2 separate regions of the Homo sapiens genome follow, and region 2 is linked to region 1. Evidence: chromatin loops called from intact Hi-C (ENCODE). Cell type or tissue: mammary epithelial cell. All regions are shown on one strand. Links, peaks and the distances in the headings refer to the core of each region. The heading gives the core; the rest is flanking DNA. Region 1 overlaps PODXL (podocalyxin like). Region 2 overlaps LINC-PINT (long intergenic non-protein coding RNA, p53 induced transcript).

What was found. Peaks named below come from ENCODE experiments on the same cell type or tissue, not always from the same donor. Only the 100,000 strongest peaks of a DNase experiment are listed, where the experiment ranks them.
Region 2: a loop joins it to region 1, with 15 times the contacts of the local background. A loop is called at or near these places in 10 of 110 quality-filtered maps.

What each region holds. Positions count from the first base shown.
Region 1 is chr7:131,502,122-131,512,308 of GRCh38, reverse strand. PODXL (podocalyxin like) reads left to right here. Exons shown (of 9, transcript NM_001018111.3): 2 at 876-1,481; 3 at 1,978-2,073; 4 at 2,724-2,944; 5 at 3,281-3,358; 6 at 5,583-5,730; 7 at 5,988-6,049; 8 at 6,274-6,441; 9 at 7,801-10,187. The coding sequence ends at 7,998. Among named protein-coding and RNA genes, the nearest start is that of PODXL, 49 kb to the left of the region's middle. RefSeq lists a silencer at 4,136-4,195 and an enhancer at 5,736-6,650. In mammary epithelial cell, for the core only: a CTCF peak has its summit at 4,263 (motif pointing left); no DNase peak of the experiment used is centred there.
Region 2 is chr7:131,065,254-131,075,440 of GRCh38, reverse strand. All of the region lies in intron 2 of LINC-PINT (long intergenic non-protein coding RNA, p53 induced transcript), which reads left to right. Among named protein-coding and RNA genes, the nearest start is that of LINC-PINT, 40 kb to the left of the region's middle. RefSeq lists cis regulatory regions at 1,624, 2,460, 5,388, 8,243, 8,880 and 1 more and enhancers at 1,552-1,696, 2,388-2,532, 5,316-5,460, 8,171-8,315, 8,808-8,952 and 1 more. In mammary epithelial cell, for the core only: CTCF peaks have their summits at 3,560 (motif pointing left), 6,034 and 6,769; DNase peaks (open chromatin) are centred at 3,250 and 6,040.

The DNA.
Region 1 (10,187 bases), core at 636-8,635:
CTCTGCCTCCCCACCAGAGTGTTAGCTTCTTGAGGGTACGACTCTCTGTGTCGTGTTCACCATTGTGTCTCCATTGCCTGACACAGATCCTATTTCCTCAAGAAATGACAGGTGAAGCCACCATGCTGCATGCAGTCCGGGCACTCGGCCTTTCTTTCTTGGCACAGCTCACCTAGTACTGAAATAGTAATTTGTGTAATTTCAGTTTATCATCAGTTTCTCCTAGATATAACTTCCATGAGAACAGGGCCCATGTCTTTTTTGCTTAAGCTCAGAACAGGGCCAGGGCAGTTCAGGAAGCATTAGTCTGTGGAATTTTCTGTGGGCCACGTGCCTGGGAGCTGGGGAGGAGGAGACAGAGGTGTTCCTGGCAGCTGGTTCTGGGGTAGCATATTGAGAAACTTAAAGGGGATGTGTGTGGGGCTGGACGGGGAGGGCAGGGCATGCATGACAGCCTCCACGTGTGGTGGGCCTCATTGGCCTGGGCTCGCCTTCAGCAGAATTTTGCTTTTCTGACCCTGCTGCACTCCAAGCTGCCCTCTTAGAGGTTTCATGCCAGGCGTGGTGGCTCACGCCTGTAATCCCAGCTCTGAGGGAGGCAGAGGCGGGAGGATAGCTTGAGCCCAGGAGTTCAAGACCTGCCTGGGCAATATAGCAAGACCCCATTCTCCACAAAAAGGAAGAAGAAAAAAAAAAGACAGAAAAAAGAGGTTTCTTGAACCTCCGAAAATTCTGGATTCACCAAAGACCCAGGCCTTTAGCAAGGCAGACAGCAGGGCTGCGAGCAAGGCCTCTGAATCCTGGGGAAGAGCTGGAGAAGCGTGGTGAGGAAGCCTCCCAGCCCTAACTCCATTCTCTGTTATCTTTACAAACAGCAACCCAGACTACTACGGACTCATCTAACAAAACAGCACCGACTCCAGCATCCAGTGTCACCATCATGGCTACAGATACAGCCCAGCAGAGCACAGTCCCCACTTCCAAGGCCAACGAAATCTTGGCCTCGGTCAAGGCGACCACCCTTGGTGTATCCAGTGACTCACCGGGGACTACAACCCTGGCTCAGCAAGTCTCAGGCCCAGTCAACACTACCGTGGCTAGAGGAGGCGGCTCAGGCAACCCTACTACCACCATCGAGAGCCCCAAGAGCACAAAAAGTGCAGACACCACTACAGTTGCAACCTCCACAGCCACAGCTAAACCTAACACCACAAGCAGCCAGAATGGAGCAGAAGATACAACAAACTCTGGGGGGAAAAGCAGCCACAGTGTGACCACAGACCTCACATCCACTAAGGCAGAACATCTGACGACCCCTCACCCTACAAGTCCACTTAGCCCCCGACAACCCACTTCGACGCATCCTGTGGCCACCCCAACAAGCTCGGGACATGACCATCTTATGAAAATTTCAAGCAGTTCAAGCACTGTGGCTATCCCTGGCTACACCTTCACAAGCCCGGGGATGACCACCACCCTACGTAAGTAATGCCTGGTTTTCTTCAAGCACCAAGAAACTTTTCAGGGCCAGGCGTGATGGCTCTGAAAAGGCTCATGCCTTGTAATCCCAGCACTTTGGGAGGCCGAGACAGGTGGATCACCTGAGGTCAGGAGTTCGAGACCAGCCTGGCCAACATGGCGAAACCCTGTCTCTACTAAAAATACAAACATTAGCTGGGTATGGTGGCAGGCGCCTGTAATCCCAGCTACTCAGGAGGCTGAGGCAGGAGAATTGCTTGAACCTGAGAGGGGAATAGTTTCTATTTCATACCTATTTATTTATTTATTTATTTATTTTTGAGATGGAGTCTCGCTCTGTCACCCAGGCTGGAGTGCGGTGGCATGATCTCTGCTCACTGCAACCTCCACCTCCGGGTTCAAGCAATTCTCCTGCCTCAGCCTCCCGAGTAGCTGGGACTACAGGTGTGCACCAGCACACCAGCTAATTTTTTTTTTTTTTTTTTTTTTTTTTTCAAGTAGAGACAGTGTTTCACCATGTCAGCCAGGCTGGTCTTGAACTCCTGACCTCGGGTGATCTGCCCACCTTGGCCTCCCAAAGTGCTGGGATTACAGGTATGAGCCACCATGCCCGGCCGATACCTGTTTACTTACTTACTTACTTATTATTTATAAGAGCTTGTCTTAACCTAGTAAATCAATTTCAAAATCTACCTATGGATCAAGAGCCTTAGGATCATGGCCCATCTCAGACCTGTGGACCCAGAGTTTCTGAGCGCTCCTGGTGATGTTGCTGCATATCAGAGGCATATGGTCTGAAGTCAGCAGGCCACCGCTCCACAGGAGGGTGCCACACAGTAGGAGTGCGGGCTCCGGCTGAGATAATCCTGGCTTCGAATCCCTGCCCTGCCATTGTTGGCACAGGAACTCGGGCAAATCACTGAGCCCCTCGGAGCCTCAGTTTCCTTGTTTATGAAATAGGGATGATGCCGATTCCTTCCCCAGAGGATTGTGAGGATTCAGTAGGAAAGTACCTTTGAGGCACCCAGTCCCTTGCACAAAGTTAAGTGCTCAGTGAACGTTTGCTGCGGCTGCTGTGACTTTGCCGGGTTATTCCACTGGCTTGTCATAGGAGTCCACTTCTTCCGTCTCTGTGGGAGGTAAGACCAAAGAACCTGGGAAAACTATTAGAGCAAGAAAAGATTGTCCTCTTCTCGCAAGGGTGCACTCATCTTTTCTCATTACCCTCGTTTTCCCAATGACAGCGTCATCGGTTATCTCGCAAAGAACTCAACAGACCTCCAGTCAGATGCCAGCCAGCTCTACGGCCCCTTCCTCCCAGGAGACAGTGCAGCCCACGAGCCCGGCAACGGCATTGAGAACACCTACCCTGCCAGAGACCATGAGCTCCAGCCCCACAGCAGCATCAACTACCCACCGATACCCCAAAACACCTTCTCCCACTGTGGCTCATGAGAGTAACTGGGTAACTCCAGCAGGGGTGGGGCAAGTAGGAGAACCCAGACTCGGGTAGAAGAGGCTTTAAGACAAGGTTTTCTGTTCTTTCCTCCAACGCAGGGCCCCTGGCTGGGGCTTTGAGCAGCACTTACCCATTCCCTCCTCCCTCTCCCTGGTTAGCCTGGTCCTGGCTTGAGCTGCCCTCAAGCCACGCAGCCAGGACATACCTGGCTCTGGAATGGGTCCAGCCATGCCTCCAGCTTGCCGTGAACTCTTTCCTATCTGGGTCACCCCTTAGTTGGGGGGAAATGTCAAAGATTCCATGACTATTAGCCCAAACCTTAATCTCAGTGGCTTCTTCCAGGCAAAGTGTGAGGATCTTGAGACACAGACACAGAGTGAGAAGCAGCTCGTCCTGAACCTCACAGGAAACACCCTCTGTGTGAGTAGCTTGCTGATCTGAGCCGCCAGGTGCAGGCTCACAGCAGGGCTGAGGGAGGGAGAGGGAATGTATGTTCTTTCTAGGTGCATTTTTAAACATCTTTCTAAGGTGCATTTGCTTTCCGGCCCTCATTTCTTCCTAGTAGGAAGTGGTCCTTTCCCATCTTACAGAGCAACAGACCAAGGTTTAAGACTTCTCTAAGTCAGGACACACCCACAGGACTGGACCCCCCCCTCCCACCCCCCGGTTTCCTCGGCTTTCACTGTGTGACTATTTCCAGTATGCTGAGTTGAGGGACCCTGATCCTAGTTCCTGTTTGCCCCTAGCTCTGGGAGTGACTTTGGTGAGTTGATCTCTTTGGGTTTCAGATGTCTCAATTGAAAATGAGAGGTGAGGCCAGGTGTGGTGGCTTACACCTGTAATCCCAACACTTTGAGAAGCTGAGGCAGGAAGTTTGCTTGAGGCCAGAAGTTCAAGACCAGCCTGGGAAACATAGGAAGACCCTGTTTTTACAGAAAGAAAAGAAAAGCAAGAGAAAATGAGAGGTGTAGTCTGTCTGCTTTAATCGTCTGTGGCTTCACATTTCCTGGTCTGTGGACTATCTGAGAGCCTTGATGGACGAACAGTGCTGGGAGATTCTCCCTCTAACCTGAGGAGCTGATGGGATGGGTGGGAGAGAAAAGGGCCCAGGAATGCAGGAGCCACTGCCAGCATTTCTCCAGTCTGGGTGGTGAGCGTGCGTGTGAGCACACCTGTGTGAGGGAGGTAGCAGTGTGTGAGCAGCCTTCAGGCCACCGGTCTCCATGGGTCCAAAGGCTTTGGTCTGGGGAGTGTGCGCTGTGCACACTCAGTAAATAACTGCCGAGCGCGGCGGGTGCTGGAGATGGCTGGCTCACTGCTGCCCTCTCCCGGTCAGTGCCGGTTTTTTGCAGCCACCCCCTAGGAACTAGAACTAGAACAGACCTGAACACGGTGTCTATAGATAGGATGGAGAATTTGGGCTTACAACACTTTAATGCTGCCTGAATTTTCTGCAGTTGTTTTCTTTTGGGTGTCCATTATGCCGGCATTTTCCAAGTGAACTTTACAAAAGCCTACATCTAGACCAGAGTTTTAAAAGGGAGCAGTGCTCTCCTAGGGCTGGGCTTATTGGACAAGGCAGGCATTGCATGATATGGGCTCTGGGGACAGTCAGGTGCCCGCCCAGCCCTTCCTCAGACCCTCTTTTTGGATGTAGCTTGGTAGGCTGTGTGATTGTTGTGAGACACTTTTTTTTTTTTTCCCTTTGCTAGAAAAGGAAGATGGAAAACCCTGGATCCCTTCCTGATGTCAGGGTGGGGAATTACTAAGCCTAAGGAAATTCTGGTAGAAACCTTAGGGGTGGTTTGTATGGGTTCTGTGCTAAGCTATCCCTAGAGTCCTTTTCTTTGTCTTAGTCATTTATTCCAGAATCAGGTCAGAGAAGCCCCAGGGAGGGGTGCCCCTAGATGGCATGGCAGGACTGGATACATGCTGCCCACACTTCTCCCCTCATCCTCAGCTCTAAAGCCACGTCAGCCACAATCTTTGTTCTTAGAGCTAAATAAGACCCCCTCCAAGATATCCTAGGGGTAGCTTCAAGATCCCACCTGTTCCCCTACTCAGTGGAGCCCCTTCCCTGTCAGCCTGTCCGTGGCTTCAGAGCCAGAGGCTCTGCCTAGGGCAAGGGCACATGTATTTCAGCTTTGGGGGTAGAGACCCTTCTGCTGAGAGCTGCAGCCTCCCCACCTGATTTCTCCGAACTGGGCATGAAAGGCTGGTGAATGGGAGTTTAGGGGGAATTGGAGTCTCCCTGCGGGCTGTGGGGTAGGGTTGCTGTGCAGTGCCCCCTCTCTAGCCCGTTCTAGGGAGGGAGATGAAAACAACCCCCAATCCGCAAACAGCTTGGAGGGAAAAAAGAGGCACTAGGGTGAAAGGAATGAAAGGTGCAAGCGTAGACCAGATAAACACAGTGCGGAGAACGGGCTGATGGGAACGAGACAGAGGAGGCAGGAACTGGCCCAGGAGAACAGCATGCAACCCTTGATTCCTGGCAGGCCTGCGTGGAGCACCAGCTGGGGCTAGAGAGGGAGGCAGGTTCTAGCACAGCAACAGCACTGTCCCGACCTTAGCTGGGAGGGCAGCCCCACAGGCCTAGGCTGCTGTCACGCTCCCCGCGGAGTCACCTGCGCTCTCCCCACCATAGGCAGGGGGCGCTTCGGATGAGAAATTGATCTCACTGATATGCCGAGCAGTCAAAGCCACCTTCAACCCGGCCCAAGATAAGTGCGGCATACGGCTGGCATCTGTTCCAGGAAGTCAGACCGTGGTCGTCAAAGAAATCACTATTCACAGTGAGTGGAGGGCAAGGGGGCCTGGGCTGGGGCCTGCATGGGTGGGAATGGGGGGCATGCAGAAGCCACATTGGAGGGTGGGTCACAGTGGTGCCCCTTCAGTTCCCTAAGAACTGTCAAGCCACACCCCCTCCCAGGTCACCCGAGAGACACTCAGGAGACTGAGATACGGTGCGTCCCTCTCTTGGGGCGCAGTCCCCGTCCCCCACTGCCTCGCTCTGGGCTGGGCCATTGGGCATCGTCTCCCTCTCCCACAGCTAAGCTCCCTGCCAAGGATGTGTACGAGCGGCTGAAGGACAAATGGGATGAACTAAAGGAGGTAAGCGGCCCCCCAAGTGTGGGGACAGAGTGGCTCCGAAGCCCCTTGTGGGAGGTCTGGTTACTCCCCTCTCTCTGTGGGGAGGAACCCCGTCATGTGCCTGCATGTAGAAGAGGGCGGCGGCACGGACCCTAGCAGACTGCAAGCGGAGGGGCTCTACAGTGAAGCCGGGGGCTGAGGGAGAGAGGATGCCCCCAGCCTGTTCTCTGCCACTTCCCATGCAGGCAGGGGTCAGTGACATGAAGCTAGGGGACCAGGGGCCACCGGAGGAGGCCGAGGACCGCTTCAGCATGCCCCTCATCATCACCATCGTCTGCATGGCATCATTCCTGCTCCTCGTGGCGGCCCTCTATGGCTGCTGCCACCAGCGCCTCTCCCAGAGGAAGGACCAGGTAAGCAGCTGTTTGCAGCCACACAGGGGAAGCAGCCCAGGTCACCAGAGGAACCCTCCCCTCGTGATTCCCGAGTTGCAGAAGAGGAAAGGGAGCAGGCCCTGGACCCTTTCTAACAGGCAGAGGCCACCCCTGATAGGCAGCCGCCTCAGTCCACAGAGCATTACAGAGGCAGCGTGGCAGAGGACAGAGCGTGGGCTTTGGAGTCGGGAAGACTTATTTATTTTTTATTTTATTATTATTATTTTTTTCAGACAGGGTCTTGCTCTGTCACCCAGGCTGGTGTCACCCACTGCAACCTCAAGTGATTCTTGTGCCTCAGCCTCCCCAGTAGCTGGGATTACAGGTGCCCACCACCACGCCCGCCTAATTTTTGTATTTTTACTAGAGATGGGGTTTCGCCATGTTGGCCAGGCTAGTCTCGAACTCCTGACCTCAAGCAATCCGCCTGCCTCAGCCTCCCAAAGTGCTGGGATTACAGGTGTGAGTCACCACGCCTGGACTGGAGTCAGGGAGACTTGGTTAGTCCTGGCCCTGACCTTGAGGAAGTCAGTCAGATGAGCTCTTTGGGCATCAGGTTCCTCATCTGCACAGCAGGGATAACCTCCTTGCAGAGCTGGTCTGAGGATTCATTGATAGAAGCAGGCCTAGGTGTTCTGTCTAACCAAAAATTCTTCTGCCTACCTTACTAGAATTCTCGCCATGATGGTGCCACCCAGACCCTGTGGTTCTCACTCCTGCCTGCACACCGTGGGGAACTTTAGAAAAATTCCCTTGCCTGACTGCCTCCCACACCAATTCAAACAATCTCTGAGTCCATCAGTGTAGTTGTTAAAAGCTCCCCAGGTGATTCTAGCATACACTCAAGGTTGTGTTTGAGAGGGACAGAAAGCGCCTCTGCCAGATGGCTGCTGTCTGCCGCAGGGATGATTCTAGAGACACCGTACCCATCCTGCCCAGGCTTGAGGGCTCAGTCACCCAGCCCGAGAGAGGTCATTTTTTAATAGTGTTTTTCCCATTCATTATGATAGGTGAGGTAGGTGCCTGGAGAGGAGGTTTTGGGGGAAGGGATGAAGGGGAGGAGAGAGCTTAGAGGACTCTGGAGAACAAAGTCCATCTCCACTAACTTCACAGGTTCTGCCACCAGGGTGAGGGTGAGGGGCAAGTCTTTGTTCCCAACTAGTTCCGGGCAGGCTGAGAGCCAGAATGACCACCAGGAGCAGCCAGCCCCACAGGCGAGCAATGAGGGCCTGCTTTAGCTACAGTGGGGCTCCTGAGTGGGAGGGGTACGTACATGCGCTGTATTAAGCTCAGAGCCCTCTGAAACCCCCTTCTCACCGGTCACCTTCCCCACTCTAGCAGCGGCTAACAGAGGAGCTGCAGACAGTGGAGAATGGTTACCATGACAACCCAACACTGGAAGTGATGGAGACCTCTTCTGAGATGCAGGAGAAGAAGGTGGTCAGCCTCAACGGGGAGCTGGGGGACAGCTGGATCGTCCCTCTGGACAACCTGACCAAGGACGACCTGGATGAGGAGGAAGACACACACCTCTAGTCCGGTCTGCCGGTGGCCTCCAGCAGCACCACAGAGCTCCAGACCAACCACCCCAAGTGCCGTTTGGATGGGGAAGGGAAAGACTGGGGAGGGAGAGTGAACTCCGAGGGGTGTCCCCTCCCAATCCCCCCAGGGCCTTAATTTTTCCCTTTTCAACCTGAACAAATCACATTCTGTCCAGATTCCTCTTGTAAAATAACCCACTAGTGCCTGAGCTCAGTGCTGCTGGATGATGAGGGAGATCAAGAAAAAGCCACGTAAGGGACTTTATAGATGAACTAGTGGAATCCCTTCATTCTGCAGTGAGATTGCCGAGACCTGAAGAGGGTAAGTGACTTGCCCAAGGTCAGAGCCACTTGGTGACAGAGCCAGGATGAGAACAAAGATTCCATTTGCACCATGCCACACTGCTGTGTTCACATGTGCCTTCCGTCCAGAGCAGTCCCGGGCAGGGGTGAAACTCCAGCAGGTGGCTGGGCTGGAAAGGAGGGCAGGGCTACATCCTGGCTCGGTGGGATCTGACGACCTGAAAGTCCAGCTCCCAAGTTTTCCTTCTCCTACCCCAGCCTCGTGTACCCATCTTCCCACCCTCTATGTTCTTACCCCTCCCTACACTCAGTGTTTGTTCCCACTTACTCTGTCCTGGGGCCTCTGGGATTAGCACAGGTTATTCATAACCTTGAACCCCTTGTTCTGGATTCGGATTTTCTCACATTTGCTTCGTGAGATGGGGGCTTAACCCACACAGGTCTCCGTGCGTGAACCAGGTCTGCTTAGGGGACCTGCGTGCAGGTGAGGAGAGAAGGGGACACTCGAGTCCAGGCTGGTATCTCAGGGCAGCTGATGAGGGGTCAGCAGGAACACTGGCCCATTGCCCCTGGCACTCCTTGCAGAGGCCACCCACGATCTTCTTTGGGCTTCCATTTCCACCAGGGACTAAAATCTGCTGTAGCTAGTGAGAGCAGCGTGTTCCTTTTGTTGTTCACTGCTCAGCTGATGGGAGTGATTCCCTGAGACCCAGTATGAAAGAGCAGTGGCTGCAGGAGAGGCCTTCCCGGGGCCCCCCATCAGCGATGTGTCTTCAGAGACAATCCATTAAAGCAGCCAGGAAGGACAGGCTTTCCCCTGTATATCATAGGAAACTCAGGGACATTTCAAGTTGCTGAGAGTTTTGTTATAGTTGTTTTCTAACCCAGCCCTCCACTGCCAAAGGCCAAAAGCTCAGACAGTTGGCAGACGTCCAGTTAGCTCATCTCACTCACTCTGATTCTCCTGTGCCACAGGAAAAGAGGGCCTGGAAAGCGCAGTGCATGCTGGGTGCATGAAGGGCAGCCTGGGGGACAGACTGTTGTGGGAACGTCCCACTGTCCTGGCCTGGAGCTAGGCCTTGCTGTTCCTCTTCTCTGTGAGCCTAGTGGGGCTGCTGCGGTTCTCTTGCAGTTTCTGGTGGCATCTCAGGGGAACACAAAGCTATGTCTATTCCCCAATATAGGACTTTTATGGGCTCGGCAGTTAGCTGCCATGTAGAAGGCTCCTAAGCAGTGGGCATGGTGAGGTTTCATCTGATTGAGAAGGGGGAATCCTGTGTGGAATGTTGAACTTTCGCCATGGTCTCCATCGTTCTGGGCGTAAATTCCCTGGGATCAAGTAGGAAAATGGGCAGAACTGCTTAGGGGAATGAAATTGCCATTTTTCGGGTGAAACGCCACACCTCCAGGGTCTTAAGAGTCAGGCTCCGGCTGTAGTAGCTCTGATGAAATAGGCTATCCACTCGGGATGGCTTACTTTTTAAAAGGGTAGGGGGAGGGGCTGGGGAAGATCTGTCCTGCACCATCTGCCTAATTCCTTCCTCACAGTCTGTAGCCATCTGATATCCTAGGGGAAAAGGAAGGCCAGGGGTTCACATAGGGCCCCAGCGAGTTTCCCAGGAGTTAGAGGGATGCGAGGCTAACAAGTTCCAAAAACATCTGCCCCGATGCTCTAGTGTTTGGAGGTGGGCAGGATGGAGAACAGTGCCTGTTTGGGGGAAAACAGGAAATCTTGTTAGGCTTGAGTGAGGTGTTTGCTTCCTTCTTGCCCAGCGCTGGGTTCTCTCCACCCAGTAGGTTTTCTGTTGTGGTCCCGTGGGAGAGGCCAGACTGGATTATTCCTCCTTTGCTGATCCTGGGTCACACTTCACCAGCCAGGGC
Region 2 (10,187 bases), core at 1,281-9,280, 440 kb after region 1:
TACTTTAAACCAAGCTTGTCCAACCTGTGGCCTGCAGGCCACATGTGGCCCTGGACAGCTTTGAATGCGGCCCAACACAAATTAGTAAACTGTCTTAAAACATTATGAGATTTTTTTTTTGTATGATTTTTTGTTGTTGTTGTTAGCTAATCGCTATCATTAGTGTTAGTATATTTTATGTATGGCCCAAGACAATTTTTCTTCCAGTATGGTCCCGGGAAGCCAGAAGATTGGATACCCCTGCTTTAAACCTACCATGATAATTGGATACTGTGAGATTTTTATGTGTAAAATGTAGTCCAGATGGATAGCATTTGAATTCCCAGGATACATAGCAGTAATTTTTTTGTTTTTCATAGCAGTAAATTTTTTGGTGTTTTTGAACAAACTCGAAGTCTATTATTCACTGCGGAGTACCAAGTAGGATTCTCTCATTAGCAGATAAGAGAAAGCAAAATATTGTGTCTTTACAGGAGAAAACTATGTATTCAATTAAGATAGGGTGACAAAACCCAAGTGTGAAACCTACTAGTGGGGACTGGCAGAAAGATACCCTATTTAAACAGTGTTCTGTCCTTACGTAACGTTATTCTCTAATTGGCATCTCTTAGAAAATGGCTGGATTTGGCCCACTTAGTTAAGTAGGTCCAGGAGGGGCAGAGACTTGGAGTTTATTCATTTTGGGAGGAAGCCCAGAATAGTCAATAGAACTAAAGGTATGACGATAGTGTTAGGTGCATGTCCTGTAATGTAGTTGGAATCCTAAAAACTGGGATAAGTTTGAGGTGTAGGGGTTACCCGATTACAATTTATCCCTGGTTTTTGTCTTCATTGTCTGCATTGCTGTTAGGTTTTCTGAAGCCTTGTCTTCTCTAGTTTAAATTGGAGCAGGAATTATTCTTTGATAAAAGGCAGTAGTACCTCAGCTAACTTTCTCACTCAGAATATATTTAGTCAACAGATAACTGTTGACACATACTAAATACAAGTTCATTACATACTTTTGGAGGATATAAAGATAAATCAGGCAGAGTTTATTCTTTTCTCATGTAATGGGGGTGGAGGCGATGGACCATCATTTAATGGTTGAGAACTGGGGTTCTGCAGTCAGACCCAAGCTGGTTCAGACCCTGGTGTTGCAATGTACCAGATGTATAGCCTTGGAAAAAGCTACTCAATCTCTACTAAACCTTCCAAGGCTATATATCTAGTGCATGTCAACACCAGGATATGTATAATAGTACCTATGTCATAAGGATGGCTGGAGGCCTATGAGATAATGGTTGTAAAGGGTTTAGAAGACTCCCCAGAGCATAGTGAGCCCTCTCTGAACACTGACAACACACACAAATGAACAGAGGTGCTTTATGGACCCAGGGGGTTCTGGCTTTGCTGATGTCCAGTGTTAGAGGTATGGCTTGGGGAGTTACCTATATTGGAAGCAATCACTCAGACTGTATGTCACTGGATGACTTGCCAGAGGCAAACAAGAAACAACATGGCAGACACAGAACCTTATTTTTTTATCCACAAAAGTGGACTGTATTTTTCTGTTTGCTTTGATGTTTTGTTTGTATTACTTTGTTTTTTGTTTTTGTTTTTGAGACTGAGTCTCGCTCTGTCGCACAGGCTGGAGTGCAGTGGTGTGATCTTGGCTCGTTGCAACCTCCACTTCCCGGGTTCAAGCGATTCTCCTGCCTCAGTCCCCCTAGTAGCTGGGATTACACACACTGCCACCGTGCCCGGCTAATTTTTGGAGATGGGGTTTCACCACATTGGCTAGGATGGTCTCGAATTGTTGACCTCAAGTGATCCGCCCGCCTCAGCCTCCCAAAGTGCTGGGACGCCTGGCCTGTTTGTATTACTTTGTGGTAACTCTGCCATTAGGGGAGTTGAATCAGACTCATCTGATATGAAGATGACTTAATCATTAATTATTTTAGTACACAATTATTGAGTCTGTTTTTGCACCCATTATGGGTTCCAGCACTAGATCTAGTTTATTAGCACTGAAAGTAAATTAAAGACTAAGCCATATTGGTGGTTGGCTCACAGACTTAGGAGTTTGGCTGGCTGTTAAGGATCGGAGTCTGTAATATTAGAAAGTTTTCAGGCAAAATGAAAGAAACAACCAGATAATAATTTGGTAAATAATAAAGGAGTGGTGAAGTTGGATTTCCTTAGCTGACTCTTTTGCTCAGACATTGTGGTCTCAACTTACTTATCTCTAAATATTTAAATAGATTACTGACTGGCCTGGGATGTGGTTTGTTCTTTAAAAAAAAATGTTATGTAATATTTGACCCATACAAAAGGTTATATAATTCTGTACAATTAATAGGACGTTATTAACACACTGAAGCTACCGTGTGAGGAGGTGCCTCACTCATGTACTGCATTATTATAGCTTGCTAAACATACCTTGGTTAATAAGGAACTATTTCTTGAATGTCACTTCCTTGTCTCCTGCCACGCATCTGGTGGTGGGCCCGGAGCCCTTGTTGACCAATAGGCTCAATATTTGTGAGGGAGACCTGGACAGCAGAGTAGAGGTGTGTTAGGACACGCTGGGCCCTGCCAGCATTTGTGTCTGTCACCTCTAACCACGAAGAGGATAATGACTTGAGAGAGCAGTGCCTGCTGCTGCAGCTCCTCCTTCCCAATCTCAAGTGAATACCTCTTGAATTCCTCTAGCTGTAGCCTAGAATCATGTATAGAAAAGGATTCTGGGAAATGTAGTTCCCCTTAACCAAATGCTAACAGTACAAACTGCAGTTGTGCAGTTAAGTATGTGTTTGTACTTATTTGTTATACTGGAAACAGGAGAGATATTTGTAATTATTTCTGCTTAAAAGATATCAGAATAGTTATTTACTATTCAGGTATCAGATTTGTTTAAAAATGACATTTAACTTGATTATATCATTATTTTCTTTTCCATTAAACCCTAACAATTTTTAAAGCCATGAAATAACTTAAAAAACAGAAGTAATTTAATCTTACCCTCTCCTTTGGAAAGAAAATATTCCTTTTTTAAAGTGAAAGCAAGTTTCAAAAAAAGAAAAGGAATAAAGAACGGCTACTCCATAGGCAGAGCAGCGGCCTGGTCTGCTTGACTGAGTATCCTTGCAGTTATTTCTGGATTATATGCTAAACAAGGGGTGGATTATTCATGAGTTTTCCAGGAAAGGGGTGGAGATTTCCCGGAACTGAGAGTTCCTCCCCTTTTTAGACCATATAGGGTAACTTCCGGACATTGCCTTGGGATTTGTAAACTGTCATGGCGCTGGCAGGAGCGCCTTTTAGCATGCTAATATATTATAATTAGTGTATAATGAGCAGCGGGGACGACCAGAGGTCTCTTTCATTGCCATCTTGGTTTTGGTGAGTTTTGGCCGGCTTCTTTATGGCATCCTGTGTTATCAGCAGGGTCTTTGTGACCTGTATCCTGTGCCGACCTCCTATCTCATCCTGTGACTAAGAAAATATTCTTTTAATTTGACAAATCAAGTTGGATCTCATTGTGCTAAAAAAGGTTTTTAAAAATATTATCCAATACAGTGCCATCTAGTGACAAATCATTTACTTGCTGGTTATTGAAAATAGTTGACTACAAGTTTTATGTCCTGATAAGTCAGGAACTTCACTTCTAATTGTGCAAATTCTTAAGACATATTTTAAGCGACTATTTCTAAATAAATAAAATATTTGTAAATAGAGAGCTGGAAAATATTTTCTAACCCTCAGGTTTTATACATATGTATCACAATGTGTCTTATTTAATGCCACGTGGACCCAGGAGTAAAATCAAAATCAGTGTTTTGTCTAATAAGGTGGTAATAGGATTATTTTAGAAATGTGATGTAAAGGAATGAGCATGGCTTTAAAATCAAACAGACATGAGTTTGTCTATTTGGACTTATTTTTCTTATGACTTAGCAGGTAATTACTACCTGCTTGGAAGTGCACCAAGCACTATATAGGTACTGCCTCATTACATATTCACAAAACTCTATAGGTATTTTACAAATGAGGAAACCGGCCAGGCACGGTGGCTCACGCCTGTAATCCCAGCACTTTGGGAGGCCGAGGCGGGGGAATCACGAGGTCTGGAGATCCAGACCATCCTGGCTAACACAGTGAAACCCCGTCTCTACTAAAAATACAAAAAAAAAAAAAAAAAAATTAGCCGGGTGTGGTGGCGGGCGCCTGTAGTCCCAGCTACTTGGGAGGCTGAGGCAGGAGAATGGCGTGAACCCGGGAGGCGGAGCTTGCAGTGAGCCGAGATCGCGCCACTGCACTGCAGCCTGGGCGACAGAGCAAGACTCCGTCTCAAAAAAACCAAAAAAAAAAAAAAAAAAATGCGGAAACCAAGGCAGGGCAAGGAAGTGTTATGGTGCTTACTTCATTGTTTTTTGTTGTTGTTGTTTTTTGGTTTTTTTTTGTATAGAGATGTAGTCTCACTCTGTCACCCAGGCTGGAGTGCAATGGCGTGATCTCGGCTCACTGCAACCTTCGCCTCCTGGGTTCAAGCGATTCTCATGCCTCAGCCTCCCGAGTAGCTGGGAACACAGGTGCCCGCTACTGTGCCCGGCTGATTTTTTTATTTTTATTATAGACAGGGTTTCACCATGTTGGCCAGGCTAGTCTCAAACTCCTGACCTCAAGTGATTCGCCCACCTTGGCCTCCCAAAGTGCTGAGATACCTCATTGTATTTTATTGTGTGTGTTTATGTGTTTCTGTAATAAAAGAGTGCCCCTTAACAGAGAAGGTCTTACTCAAGAATATTGTGTTTTTCCCTGCCCCTATTATAGACTGGTATGTCTGCAATTCAACTGCTGAATATTTGATTTTTTTCTTTGTCCATGAAATGAAAACACAATACCCTTGACAAGAACAATAGTACATTACATTGTTTTGATAAAATATCATTGTTTTCTCTATATTCAAGAGTGGAAAATATATGTAATTTTTTATAAAGGGTATTATACAGTGGCACAAGCACTAAACTAAGCAACTCTGGGTTCTAGTCTCTACTTGGCCACTTTTAAACTAGTGTTAATTTAACTCTAAAGTTGTACATGCACACAACCCGCATATTCCAAGAGCTTGTTAGGTACAAGGCTTGTTACAAAGACCAGCAGTCTCCCCGCTGTCACTCCTGCCCCATCCCTTGCTCTCTGAGCTCAACTCTTAGAGCGGATTGTTCTGCTTGTTTACCTCCAGCTCTCTAAACAGGCATTGCTCTATCCTCTTCTTACTTTTTCAGTGTTAGGCATTACCTTTGACCTCTCATGATAAAGGAGAATTTATCTTTTTTTTTTTTTTTTTTTTTTTTGAGATGGAGTCTTGCTCTGTACCCCAGGCTGGAGTGCAGTGGCGCCATCTCGGCTCACTGCAAGCTCCGCCTTCCAGGTTCATGCCATTCTCCTACGTCAGCCTCCCGAGTAGCTGAGATTACAGGTGCCCGCCACCGCGCCGGCTAATTTTTTTTGTATTTTTAGTAGAGACGGGGTTTCACCGTGTTAGCCAGGACGGTCTCGATCCCCTGACCTCGTGATCTGCCCGCCTCGGCCTCCCAAAGTGCTGGGATTACAGGCGTGAGGCACCGCCCCGGCCAGGAGAATTTATCTTATGCACCCCCACCCCATGTGCATAGCCCTTTTCTTTTCATTATAATTACATTTTGAATAATTCAGCATTTACATTGTTAGGACTTTGAAAACATTATTCCCAGCTGAGTTATATAATCTATGGTTGCCTTTTCTTTCCAGCACAACTTTTTGTTTTCCCTGGTGTTAATAATTCTTTTCTTTTCTTTTTTTTTTTTTTTTTTTTTTTGGAGGAGGGCTTTGTTTGTTTGCTTAGATTTTATGTACTTTTCCCGTGTTCATCCCTAAACTCTTCCCCCGGTGTAATCTACTTGTGTCGAAAGTGTTAGGGTGCTCTGAAACAGCGTTGTCAGCCTGCAGGCAGCCATCCTCTCTGGCTGTGTTGTCTTTTCTCGAGTTAGCTGGAACTCTCTGCTGCCTCCCAGAGGGACGGTGAGACTTAGAGTCTGGCTGAACGTGAAGCCCTATTTGTTTGTGACTAAGACTGCTTGTCAGCAAGAACTGTCAAGAATGAGTCTTCTGACAGGCAGAAGCACTAATTAGCTTTTACCGTGACCAGTCATGAAGAAGCAGAGTAGGTAAGTAAAGGTGCCAGGGGTGAAATGAAGACCACATGGTATATAAGATATGTGCAAACAATAGTTAAAACAGAAAGAATTGTTTTTCTTTCTTTCTTTTTTTAAAAATACCTTTTTAAAAATAATGGAGATGGGTGGGGGGGGGGGTTGGGAGGAGGGTCTTGCTATGTTCCCCACGCTGGTCTCGAACTCCTAGCCCCAAGCGATCCTCTCACTTCAGCCTCCCAAAGTGCTGCGATTATAGGCATGAGCCACTGCACCCAGCTGAGAAGGAATCTGTGAATTGCTTCTCATTGATTGTTACAGGAAATGATGTTGGAGACATGAATGATCTAATTAATGACTCTTAGCTTTGTATATATTTTGTTTACCTCAATCATAGATTTGGTCTGGTTGTGAATCATGTCTAAGATGTTACTTTTGGGGTCGTCATTATTACATACATGGGAGAAAAACTAGAGGGCAGAAGGAGTCTCTACTATTTTCATTAATAGAACAATTTGCTACAGAACTGTTTTAAGTATTAAATACACAAAAGCTGCCATTCTAGATAGCTAGCAGTAGGAGGCCACAGAGATCATGATTCTGGTGGAATCAGATTGAGTCCTGCAGATTTCCTATTGGAATTGGAAAAGAAACCAAGGGTAAGTAGTCTAGTTGAAATGCTGTAAACCCTTCTTAAAATTCAGGATCAGATAAACTAGATTAAAAATGCCATCCTGTTTTTCATAATGCAGTAACAAATGAATCTAAAATGTGCAACACCACTTTCTTATATGCTTGTGACATTCTTAGTAAATAAAACAAGCAGAGTAGGTATACTGATGTATAACCACCACTTTTTTCCATTGCACTTCTGATTTTTAGTTCTTGAGTCCCCAGTCCAGGCCCTGATTACTTTATGTCCAGATGACTTTCATAGCCTTCTAATGACGCTTTATATCTTGTACTCCTCCACTTCATTCTATGTATTGAAAGCAAGAGTTTTCATCAGAAATGGTTTCGTCACACGTGTCCTATGATAAGCAACCTTTAGTAGTCTCCTGTCAAATAGTATTTCAAGTCCAAGCCTCTCCATTCATTCATTCACTCATTCATTCTAGACATACATATCGGGTGCCTTTACCTGGGCTAAACCTTGGCTCTCAAGACAGACACTCGGGTATGCCCCCAAGAGCTTTATATTTGCATGTGCATTTTCTCAGTGTTCTGCAGTCTCTGTTACGGCTGAGTAAACTTACCTTGTCTCCCCTAAATTTTTACCTTTGTGCCTTTAAACATAAAGCAGCGTCTGTCATTTTATAATTCTCTTCTTTCAGAACTGCCTCTGGTTATTAAAAACCTGATCTACCTCTATTACTCTATGATCTTTCAGCTTTGTGTTATTTAATTTACACCATATTAATTTCATTTATTTCTAGTTTTTCTCTATTAAAATTCTATGTGTGTGCTGTTGCTTAAGTACAAGGTGGTCTTTTATTTCTTTACATTTCCTGTTAATGCCAAATAGCGTAAATTCCTTCTAAACAAAGGAAATATTACTTTAATGACTACAGCACATCCCATGGGTCGCTTTCCCTGTAACCTTCCAGTGCCCTCTTCTTTTCTAGCAGAACCTCCACTTTGCTTAAGAATCCACTCTTCTCTGTATACCCATATGCTCTGGGGAAGCTAGGCTCAGGCCCCAGTCACAGCCCACGGCTGTCAGGAAGGTTCTGTTCTTGCCAGTTGATAGGTTTGAGCATGAACATGTGACCCAGTTCTGTCCCTTGAGACATAAAGAGAAGCCTGGTGGAGGCTTCCAGAAAGGTTTGCCATCCTGGTGAAAAAGAGTTGGATGAGAAGTTCTGCCCACTGTGGGCCAAGCTCCAGCTGTCTTGCAGCCATGAAGGGAGCTAGCCCAAGCATCATCGCCACATGGAGCGGGGCAGAAAGACAGCTGGGGCGGGGGCCTTACTGCATTGCTGAGCCATCCTTTGTTGGGATTTCTTGTTATGTGAAGATAGTGAGGCTTTGTCGGCTTGGGATTTTCTCTTATTTTCAGACAAAGGCGTCTGGCTAACTCTTCACCATCAGCTCTCAGTTTAGATTTCCCTGATCTCTGACAACATCTCCTGCCATGCGTTTACCACACCACGTAGTAATAGATTATTTGCTTCTCAGGACCACAATTGACTGTAAACTCTATATGAGAGCAGGAACTTCACCTTGATCACTGTTATGAGATGTGCCTACAAACCAGCATAGTACCTGGGGACTGATAAGTTTTGAACACCTATATTTATTCATGTTATCCTGAAAGTAGATGCAGAGTTTCTGGGGCAGGGACAAATTATGATTATTATAGCAATAACCTAGGACAACAGACTTGAGTTTATAACCCCTGGAAGATTTCCACAGTCCTGGTTTCATCATCCTTCTGAAATGTAAACACATAGCTCAGGGGAGGTAAGTCCCTCACTATCTGTTCAGTCATCTTTTAAGTTTTAAGGTTGTCCTTTAACACAAGTCCTAGTAAAATTTTCCCAGTTCTAATTGTGCAGAAGTATAAAGACACTCACTTCCTCACACTGACAGAGTAGGTGCTCAATAAACTATTTGTTGAATATTTAACAAATTTAAAGAATAAATCTAATTTAAATCTAATTTAGTGGTGTCAACTGGGTCAGGGATTGTGGGCTTTTGTGGGGGGTGGGGAGAAGCATATGAGAATCATCTGGGGGGCATTTTAAATCAACAGGATACTTCTCACCTGCCAGTTCCGACATCTCCTATTACTGTCATATTCCTTAGGGTTTTTAGGTTTGTTTTTGTGGCCAAAAGGATGAGAACTTGGATATAGCCCACACTATGTTTGAGCCTTTCTTATGAAAGTTAGGAATGGAACCATTTGTGTTGACACCTGGTCCCAAGGCTGCTATCTCAATGTTCACATTCATTCCACCTGAGTCTTCTGTTTTGTGTTTCCTTGTACGGATTTGGTAGAATATTTATTAAAGGATGTTTCTTTTTTTTAATTAATAGCTTGCCTTTTTTTTCACAGAGGGTTTGAGGCAACTTTACCACACAAATACATAAAATGAAATAGCATATAAACAGAAAATCAGAACTGAGAAAAAAGGTTGCACATGTGTTGATTTTAATTCAGATTTGCTTCATGTTTTTATTGATGCCTAGTGCAAAATGACAAATAGCATCAATTATGTTAATAATTTTTAACATTTTTATTTAAGCCACATCCCTGTGTTGTAATCTATGAGACCTCTTCTGAAAAGAGTTCACACACACACACACACACACACACACACACACACAGACACTGTCTCTCAATTTTGCTATAATGTCTGTCCCTGGCACATCATGGAAACTTGTTATTAGAGAAGGTGAAACATACTCATTTCTTAGGAGGAAAAAAATATTCTTGGTATTAAGTTCTAAAAAATTTATTTCTTTAATAAAATATTCTAGACATATAGAAAAATAGACTAAGCTATCAAATACCATCAGTTTTGTAATATTTGCTTTAGATTTAAAAAAAAATAGAGACGAAATAGAGACCTCTTATTTAGCTCTTTTTGATTCTATTCTGCTCTTTTCCTCTACAGTAGAAACCACTATCCTGAGTTTAGTGTTTAACATTTCCAAACATATTTTATACTTTTACTACCTTTGTTTACATTTGCATCATTTTATATATATTTTATTTTATTTTATTTTATTTTATTGAGACAGGGTCTTACTCTGTCACCCGGGCTGGAGTGCAGTGGCATGATCTCGGCTCGCTGCAGTCTCCATCTCCCAGGTGCAAGCGATTCTCCTGCCTCAGCCTCCCGAGTAGTTGGGATTACAGGCATGCGCCACCACATCCAGCTAATTTTTGTATTTTTAGTAGAGACAGGGTTTCGCCATGTGGCTGGTCTCGAACTCCTAATCTCAAGTGATCCTCCCGCCTCAGCCTCCAAAGTGCTGGGATTATAAGCGTGAGCCACGGCACGT